2 separate regions of the Homo sapiens genome follow, and region 1 is linked to region 2. A link is a loop called in an ENCODE intact Hi-C map of the cell type or tissue named here. Cell type or tissue: CD14-positive monocyte. All regions are shown on one strand.

Evidence for each region. Peaks named below come from ENCODE experiments on the same cell type or tissue, not always from the same donor. Only the 100,000 strongest peaks of a DNase experiment are listed, where the experiment ranks them.
Region 1: it touches region 2 in a loop (4-fold over the local background); 20 of 110 quality-filtered maps call a loop at or near these places.

What each region holds. Positions count from the first base shown.
Region 1 is chrX:130,025,599-130,030,598 of GRCh38, reverse strand. It overlaps BCORL1 (BCL6 corepressor like 1), which reads right to left. Exons shown (of 14, transcript NM_001379451.1): 8 at 1,738-1,964. Among named protein-coding and RNA genes, the nearest start is that of BCORL1, 45 kb to the right of the region's middle. RefSeq lists an enhancer at 4,918-5,000. In CD14-positive monocyte, CTCF peaks have their summits at 2,026 and 2,225 (motif pointing right); a DNase peak (open chromatin) is centred at 2,208.
Region 2 is chrX:129,602,840-129,607,839 of GRCh38, reverse strand. No RefSeq gene overlaps it. Among named protein-coding and RNA genes, the nearest start is that of APLN, 50 kb to the left of the region's middle. In CD14-positive monocyte, CTCF peaks have their summits at 690 (motif pointing left) and 2,204; DNase peaks (open chromatin) are centred at 689, 2,219 and 3,739; H3K4me3 peaks cover 831 bases; H3K27ac peaks cover 499 bases.

The DNA.
Region 1 (5,000 bases), 420 kb before region 2:
CAAATACAAACAGAAGCCCCCCATTCAGAGCCTGAGAGACATATGGAACGAGCCATGGCTCCAGAGGCAGACAGGCCTTTTTCACGTCCCAACTGCATCACTCAGGACCACCCAATAACCTCGCACAAGTCCCTTAACCTCCTTGAGCCTCAGTTTCCTCACTACAAAATGAGGATAATAAAGGTGCCTACCTCCCAAGTGCCACTGCGGGAATTAAGAGCGATAACGTGAATGAACTGCTTGGCACAGACCAGAGTTCCCTGCTCTTTCCCTGGGCCCCTGTCCTCCCACTCTAGGGGGTCAAGGGAACGAACGCTGCTACCCTGCCACGCTATGCCTCTGTTCCCTCATTCTTGCTTCCGCCCGAAGCACAATGATGCACAGCAACCCTCGGAGAGCACTTTATGGTTATCAAAGCCTGTCACAGACATTGCTTCCTTTGTTCCCCCAAGCACCCTTGTGAGACAGAAAGGGCATGAAGCAGCAGCTCCATTCTTCAAGATGAAGAAATAAGCTTGAGTCTTGTCTGAGCTGGAAAGAGGTTCTGGGAGGGGGAAGGGGAAAGGAGGGGAGACGAGCACTTGGGGCTCCCACCTCTTGCCAGTGCCATTCGGGGATTCCAGTAAGAATCATGACCACCAAAGCGCTAGGCGTGATGGCTTCCGCCTGTAATTCCAGCACTTTGGGAGGCCAAGGCGGGCGGATCACTTGAGCTCAGGAGTTCGAGATCAGCCCGGCCAACATGGTGATTTTTTGTATTTTTGTACTAAAAATACAAAAATTAGCCGGGCGTGGTGGTGGGCGCCTGTAATCCCAGTTACTCACAAGGCTGAGGCACGAGAATCGCTTGAACCCAGGAGGCGGAGGTTACAGTGAGCCGAGATCGTGCCACTGCACTCCAGCCTGGGCGAAAGCGTGTGACTCTCAAAAAGAGAGAGAGAGAGAGAGAAAAAAAAAAATAAGAATCACGACCACCAAAACAAGCTGAAGATGGGCTTTTGTTTTTGGCTGTCAATGACAAATACATATTATAGGTATACATTTGAACCCGGACCCTCACTTCTCTCAAATGTAAAGTTAACCCAGGTTGAAGACTGATTTTTTCTAAGGATACAACATGCAACCTAACACCAATGGCATGAACATCAGACCCAAAAGAGATGTTGATTTGGGATGAGGGTTTTAGGAATGCTTGCCTGGCTGTTGATTGGTGACTGCCCACTCACTAGCATCTACGCTTCCATGAGAAGCTAAAGAACTGGGAAGCAGGGTAGGGGAGGAGTAGCTAGAACCTGGGCCCCAGTGGAATTCCTTCAGCCTCACCCTCAATCAACCTTTGTCTGGACCTTAAAATCCTTCCTCCTACAAGTTGTTTTCTACCTTGATTGACTCAGAAAGTTCCAAGATTGGTTTCCAGTAAGTTAAACCCAGACAAAAGCTTCTTGATTGGATGTTAACGAGCTACTCAAGCTAACATCCTGCCATATTCTTTAACTCTTCCTTAACTCAAAGAAAATCTAAAGATTGTAGAGGAAAAGCCATCATGGGCCAGACCTTAAAATTAACTATAACTTTAGTTCCCATTCTTCAAATCCACCCCCAACCCTTCGAGAACTAGTTTGAGAATGCCTTACTAAATATGGGTTAATTTGATCCTCCCCATCCCCCACCCCCCTCCTGCCTCCTCTGACCCCCCGCCACACACACCTTCTACAATACCCCTTGATAGCTACACACCTTTGCCTCTTCTGAGACGGTTGCCATGTGCTTGGTCTTGCACTTTCGTTTTCCTGATGGCTTTTCTGAATTTTCAAGGCAGGCTGGCTCTTCCAGGTTATTTGGGAGGAAACCGTTTGGTGAATCCGAGATCCCCTGGACTTTGTTGGGCAAGAGAAGGTTCCTGTTCCTGAGGCGGTGCTCCAAACTTTGGGAGGAGGAAGTCTTCTGCTTACGGGCCTTTAAATCTGAAGGCAAGAAACAGGAAAAGAACGGATGTCAGAGAAATGGAACACAGAAAAGCAACGCCTTCCTCTAAGATGAATCAGAGGACTTTGGGGATTAGAACTGCAGTGCAAAGTTGTATAACTATCAGCTATCGATATCTAGTGCTGTGCTGACTATTCCACTAAATACTTCTTGAATGAACACACCATACTTCAACATCGAAGTCCCTCATCTACAAGCAGGAGACAGCTCCCAGCCCTGCCAGCAGGGGGCGGCCCATCTGGCTAGCCCTAAGATAAGGGTAATTTTAACAGGATTTTTCCCAGAGCCCAGAGCAAATCAGAATTTCTTTTTGCTTTTTTCCCATTCCCTTTGTCTGTTTCTCCAGTCCCGTATGAAAGCAAATCTGGTGGTCCTGCTGACATTAAGTATCAAGTACATGGGGAACAGGGAGGAAAAGGTAGAAGGCTGCCTTCATGGCCTCAGCTCTACTCACCTGACTGCCCCATTTGTCACTCTCCGAGGACACAAAGATCAAAGCTACAGGAACTCCCTGAAACTAGAAGGCATCATGAGCCTACCTAGCTGGCAGTCAAGGGCAGAAACCTGCTGCCTTTTCTGGGTGAAAATCAAGTCACTGGTGTCACTAGAACACACCAGCAACATCTCTAATTTAGCCACAGCTTGCTGAACAAAGCACATTCTAATTTCAAAAAGGCCTGCCGGGAACTCCATTATCAAGAGCTTCATCCCACAGGGTCTGTCCTAACCCCGTGTGTAGGGGCGACTGTGTGTTTAACCTCATCTCTCAAGATTAGTGCTGCTTGGCTTGGCCATCAATTGTGTGATTGGCTGGGCTCAAGTCCTAATTGCTCTGAGCCTCAGTTGCCATATCTGTAAAATGGGGAGAATATAATCTACATCACAAGAGTGGTATGAGAATTAAATAAGATAATACATGCAAAACCCCTTTCAAAAAGTGTTATAACAAGTAAGACATCATTATTGTGTTATTTAAGCACAAGCTCTTGAGGTGGAGCCATGCCCGTGTGTTTTCCTCCCCAAAGGAATGAACACCATGCCTAGCAATTAGTGAAATGAAGGGACTGAGATTGAAGAGTTCTCAACTCGCCTCTCTCAACCCTGACACGGGCTCTCACATGTGACATTGACAAAGGCAGATCCAGATGTGGAAGCCATCATTTCAGCACAAGGAGTTGGCTGCAGCTTATGCACAGTTCCTGGAAGGCCAGCTGTCATGCCATCCCTTTCTCCCAGCTAGCCTCAGCCCGCTAGTGGGGCCCCATAGCCTGTCCAGGAATTGCTGTACTACATGGTCTCTAATAGCACTTCCAGTCAGAATGTTCTAAACTCCAGCTTTTGATGCGACACATTTGGGCTGAGGCAAAAGAGGAAGGAACAGAACCATGCCTTGTGAGGACCCCAGGAAACATGAAGAAGTCATATTACAGTGTTCAATGCTACAGGCAAAGAAACAGCCCCCCACCTTGTTTACCCAGGGCAGGGCAGGCTCGGGTGTTTATTCAATTGCAGAGAAGTGAAGGCTTTATAGTAGCCCACAAAGGACTAGAGAGCGGAGGTGGCAGGTGTGTGAGTGGAAGTGGCTCTGCCTACCTGCTCCGCAGGTCAAGAAGGGAGATAACCAAAACCAGGATGAAAAGAAAAGTCAGGAGGCTCAGACAGAAGCAGGGTAACCTGCCTCATTTGGCCTTTGCCAAATTCCTGCACGAAGATGCCATCATCAGATCTGGAGGAAAGTAACCAGACCATGTGCCAAATCCAGCTGCCTCAATGCAAAACCCTTAGACACATCCACAGAGGAAGAATGACCTACTTTCCAACAACTGGAGCTGCCCCCAAATCAAGTAGGATGCCTTGATTGGTGGTGTTCTCTGCGTTACTGGAGGTGTGTTCATGAAAAGGCTGGCTGGCTACCTGTCAAGAATGCTGTGGAGATCTCTATCTTTGCATTGGGTGGCAAACTGGACCAGGCAACCTCGAAGGTCCTTCTGGTTCCAAGCGCCAATATGTTCCACAGGAAGCTTCCATGCTAGGAAACCAGGTGCCATTAGAGAAGATTAGGTGATACACAAAAGCTCCTCTTCATCCTAACACAAGTGGCTGAGGCCAACAGCTTGACAACTCATTCCTGACCAATCTATTATTGCTCTAGCAGAAGAAAGAGAATTGTTCCCACTCTGTCACATAGTTGATGAAAATTAGCTCAATTACTCTCTTGAGCGTAGAGATGGGTATCATATACACCTCCACTTAAACAGAGCCGGAAATGAGGTTAAGCCGTCTTTGCATTATAGCAAACCTGGACTCTACTACCCACTCAATATGAGGTTATTCAGTTTTAGCTAATAAGGAGACAGCGGATGTTTACCGGCAGCTCAGGATGAATACATCATAGGAGGCAATCAATTGCTGCTTCCAGGGTAGAGGTCAGAGAATGAGAGTGAGAGACAGAGGTGTTCTTATAAAACCCAAAGATGTGCTTTTTGCTCATTTAGAAATCCACTATAGGAATGGGCCTGAACAGTACTCAGTGGAACATACTGATATTAGCATCTTGTGACAGTCTGTGCCTCCGGAATGGTATATCACAGCATTTGATGTGGTCAGAGAAAGCCTGGTTTTCTCTTTGGGCTGCCTGCCTTCTCAACTCAGGTCCAACAAAAATGATGCTACTTTGGGTCACCTCAAAGCTTCACTCCGCCTCTGAATAATCACTGTGGCTTTAACGGATAAAGCAATGCTGTGCCCGTTTCTACTTGAAGTTCTTCTGTTGGTTTGAAGAACCCACTGTACTTCTTTTTAGCTTAGAGGCTGCAAGTATCCCAGGAAAGGCAGCCGATGCCCTCTGTCTTCTTGAACCCAAGATTCTAGGAGAGAGAACCCGTCCTCCCAAAAGACTCGACTCCCTCAAGCCAACCAGAGAACTCCCTGGTATCCAGTTGTCCCATGCCAAGGATGTCACCGTGGCCTTGCCCACAGGTTCAGACTTCTATAAGAAACCGGAGGGCTTGGGC
Region 2 (5,000 bases):
TGTGGTGGCACGCGCCTGTAGTCCCAGCTATTAGGGAGGCTGAGGCAGGAGAATCACTTGAACCCGGGAGGCAGAGTTTGCAGTGAGCCGAGATGGCGCCACTGCACTCCAGCCTGGGCGACAGAGTGAGACTCTGTCAAAAAAAAAAAAAAAAAAAAGAGCCAAGCAAAGATTTGAGAGTGTAAGAGAGGTAGGGACACTAGAAAGGAAGATTGGAGACCTGCCTGCATTCATCCAACTCCCTGCTCTACCACGGTGTGATCCAGTCAGATGACAACCTCTCTATGTTCCCCACCTGTAAGACAACAATAGTGCCTCGCTCATGGGGCTGCAGTGAGGATGAAATGGGATCATGTCTGCAGAACACTGGGCTCCAGGCCTCCTTGTACTGCTCACTTGCTGGGTAATTTGGAGCAAGTCCTCTAACCTCTCTGTGATTTGTCTGTAACAAACCAAAGGATGTTTTTCACCACCTGAAAACAGATAGTTAAGTGGAAATGCAAAGAATTTTTTAACTACGAAAAAGCAGAGGACTGGTTCCCATGGTCTCTTAAGGTCCATTCTTGTTTTATGTTTCCGTGATTTAAAAACAAAACAAAACAATAAAACTCTTCTCTTTGGAACTGGAGAAGGAAGCCCAGAGCCAAGAAGTCGGCTTTCTGTACCACGCCCCTCTCCCTTAAAGAAAACTGAGGTTATTCTGCCCCCTGGTGTCCTGTACTGTCATTGCAGTCACTTCCAGTGGCCCATCTAGGCTTCAGATTTGGAATCACGAATTTTCCTTCCTTCCTTCCTTCCTTCCTTCCTTCCTTCCTTCCTTCCTTCCTTCCTTCCTTACTTCCTTCCTTCTTTCCTTCCTTCATTGAATGCCCCACTCTGGGCCACGCACTGTGCTGTGCACTGTGGTTGCAAAGATGAATAACACTGGGCCCCTTCCTTGAAGGAGGACACAGTCTAGTGGGGGAAGTCAGACACCTAAACAAATCATTTAGATACAGCTAAACAAGTGCTCTACAAAAGGCTACTATACAGTGCAAAGAGGGCGTGCTTGGCTTGGGGGAGGCAGGCGACATGTCTGGAAGAGCCTGACAAAAAGGGGTGGTAGTTGAGTTTGATAACCATGTTTGAATTCTTTAGGTGGCTGGACAGGGATGGGAGTGTGTAGAAGGATGTGGGGCACATTTAAGAGGCAACAGTGTATTTGGTTTGCTGGGGGCATGCTGTGGGCTTAGGGAAACAGTGGAAGATGGAGTTGAGAGCTGGGAGGTGGTCAGGGTTTTAAGCAAGGCAGTGACCTGGGTAGATTTGAATTTCTGTATGTTCATTCTGGCTGCTCTGTAGAGAAAGCCTTGAAGAGGCACAGGGCTGGGAAAACTCTTGGTCGAGTTGCCAGATTTAGAAACAAAACAAAAGAGTGAAACAAAACCAAACCCCGGATACCCAGTTAAATGGGAATTTCAGATAATAGACAATGGTTTTTTAGTATAAGTACATCCCAAGTATTGTACAAGATGTACTAAAAATTATTCTGTGTTTATGTGAAATTCAAATTTAACTGGGTGTCCTGTATTTTATGCGGCAACCGTATCTTGGAGACATCAAGGAGAGATGATGGTGGCTTAGACAAGGGTGGAGGGAGCAGATTTGGGTCAAAGGGGAAAAATTCCAGGGATATTCAGGAGGTAGAAATGAAAGAACTTGGCGATGACATGGACGTGAGAACATGAAAGGGAGGTGTCAAAACAACACCCAGTCTCCCGTTTGTTCCGTGTTGGGTCCTCCACTGCATCCCATACCTCCAACCACCACACATCTGGAGGTCAAGAGTCCTTCCTAAAACATCCCAAAGAACCCGCGAAGCCAGGAGCCAAGACGTCCTCCAGGGTCCCGCCTTCCCTGCTCGGCTCCGCCTCCTGCTTGGTTCTGCAGTGTGGCCCTCCGGGCTTGTTTGGGCCAGTCATCTGCCAGTGGCCGGTGCCTGGGATGAATTAGGGCCCCTTTAGGTCTCTGTTCTTTTCCTCTTTGCACCACCCTTCGCAACGGCCAGCATGAGGTGCCCAGCCCAGGTCCCCACTGCTGACTAGAATAGATCCTTTCTGCCAGGGAGGGATGTCCCAAAGAGTCCCAGAATCCTGCACCTTTCCCTAGGGGTTTTCTCACTTCCCGGAGGCTGGGACTGAAATGGTGGCCGCGCTTCTCCAAGCTTCTTGTGACCTCACAGTGCCTCTTAGTGGTCACACAGCACACTGCAGGCCGAGGTGAGATGGAAGATGGATTTGTAAGCACTGGGAAAGTTGTTTTTTGTTTGTTTGTTTGTTTTAGACAGAGTCTCGCTCTGTCACCCAGGCTGGAGTGCAGTGGCACGATCTGGGCTCACTGCAACCTTTGCCTCCTGGGTTCAAGCGATTCTTCTGCCTCAGCCTCCCAACTAGCTGGGACTATAGGCGCGTGCCACCACGCCCAGGTAATTTTTTGTATTTTTAGTAGAGACAGCGTTTCACCATGTTAGCCAGGATGGTCTTGATCTCCTGACCTCATAATCCACCCAGCTCGGCCTCCCAAAGTGCTGGGATTACAGGCGTAAACCACCGCGCCCAGCCAGCACTGGGAAAGCTTTTCATTCCTGATTCTCCCCTGGCAGGGCACAGGGCTCCTGCCTCTGCTGCTGGCCACCCATCCGTCAGGAGTGCTGTTGGCACTCCTCAGCTCTTAAGGATCTGAGCAAGACATTTGTGCAGTGGACCCGCTGGTAAGGAGGTGGCCTAAAATGACATTTCGCAAATCAAACAACTAGGCCCTGAGGTCTCCATTCTTGGTGGGACTCAGCAAGATGCTCCAGGTTGAATGGGTCAGAGATTCCGAAATCCCCAGCCTTCCAGATTTCATAGGTACCAGCCTACAGATAAAGCTTAATGTGCCAGAGGACCCGCCCACACTTGCCTGTGGACATCTCCGCCCAGAAAACTGGGGTGAGGCAGAGGGGAATCTCACAATTGGGTTCCCCACAGTGGGCATGTTTCCAGGCCGGGTGGTAGGGCTGGTCGCCATAGAGGGTGGCTGTCCAACTCTCCAGCATGACACCTCCCTCTCTGGGGTCACAGCCAGTCAGAAAGAACCCCCAAATGCCCCATCCTGTATCCCTTCCACACTGGAGCCTGTGTATGGCAAGAGGTGAGGATCCATGTCCCAAGGAGGGGAGCTGAGAGACAACCAGACCCCAGATGACTTTGTGGGCCAGAGCTTGAAGCTGGTCTGGGGTGACTGAACAGGAGCCTGGCTCAGGAAACTCAGCTCCCTCTCTTGTCTTCAGACTGCAGGCATGTGCTATGAGGACTGGGGACACCTCAGGATGTAGTGCAGAGGCTGAAGCTGTCACTGACCCACTGCTGGTGCCTCCCTTTGACTTCCAATGTCCTCTGGCAGCAGATGGTGAGCCATGCCCTAGGAATGGCAAGCCCCCTCCTTTCTCTCGAGTTTTGGTCATTAGTCTTTACTATATCCCCTGAGGAGTAGCTGGATTACAGGTGCACGCCACCACGCCCGGCTAATTTTTTGTATTTTTAGTAGAGACGGGGTTTCACCATGTTGGCCAGTCTGGTCTCGAACTCCTGACCTCAGGTGATCCACCCGCCTCAGCCTCCCAAAGTGCTGGGATCACGGCCGTGAGCCACATTTCTTGAAAGAGTTGTCTCCGCTTGCTGAATCTCAGGTTCCACCCAGGAAGAGGAGGGGCCTGGCGCCTCCCGGCTGCAAATGACAGGAACTTATGTGGCTCCACCCCACTTCGCATTCTTCCCAGTGCGCAGGCCGTGGGAGGTTCTGCCAGGGAGCCCTTCCCATCTGGCTGTCTGACTATGTTAAGGGACCCCAAGCCTTCAGTGGTGAAGGCTGAGACCACAGTGTAGATCAGGGCTGTCCAATCTTTTGGCTTCCCTGGGCCACACATAAAATACACTAACGATAGCTGAAAAGCTAAAGAAAAAAAAAGAAAGAAAAAATCAAATCACAAAAACATCTCATAATGTTTTAAGAAATTTTATGAATTTGTGTTGGGCTGCCTGCAAAGCTGTCCTGGGTCGCATGCAGCCCACGGGCCACTGGTTGGACAAGCTTGGTCTAGATCAAAGTTTGGCAAACTTTCTGTAAAGGGTCAGATAGTAAGTATTTTAGACTCTGCAGACCATACAGTCTCTGTAGCAACCACTCAACTCTGCTGTTGCAGCCCCAAAGCAAGTATAGACAATATATAAACAAATGAGCATGGTTGGCCAGGCGCAGTGGCTCACGCCTGTAATCCCAGCACTTTGGGAGGCCAAGACGGGCAGATCACAAGGTCAGGAGTTCGAGACCAGCCTGACCAACATGGTGAAACCCCATCTCTATTAAAAATACAAAAATTAGCCAAGCGTGGTGGCGCACGCCTGTAATCCCAGCTACTCGGGAGGCTGAGGCAGGGGAATCGCTTGAACCCGGGAGGTGGAGGTTGCAGTGAGCTGAGATCATGCAGCTGCACTCCAGCCTGGGTGACAGATCGAGACTCTGTCTCAAAAAAAAAAAAAAAAAAAAAAGGATGTAAACCTGAATAGGATGTAATGCCACTGTAAACAAGTCTGAAGTGTATGGTGGCAGCAACAGACTGCTTCAGATAGAGTTTGGAGACAGCTGCAGACAGAGGAGTGAGTGGGGTTTATGGAGCGAGAGAGAGAGTATAGAGTAAGAAGAGAAGTGACCCAAGCCTAAACCTCAGCACATGCCATCATCTAGTGGCGGGGCCAAGAAAGTAGAGGAGCCTGCAATGGAGATGGAGATGGAGTGGTTGGTGAGGCAGCAGGAACTCTGGGAAGAGTGTGGAGTTCCTGCACCCCGGTGAAGGGAGTGTTCCTGAAGAAGGGGTGGAATGCTGCTGAGAGGTTGGGTTAGGTGAGGACTGAGAAACGACCTTTGGTTTTGGCAGCATGGAGGTTGCTGGTGACCTTGGTGAGAATCATGTCAGAGGAATG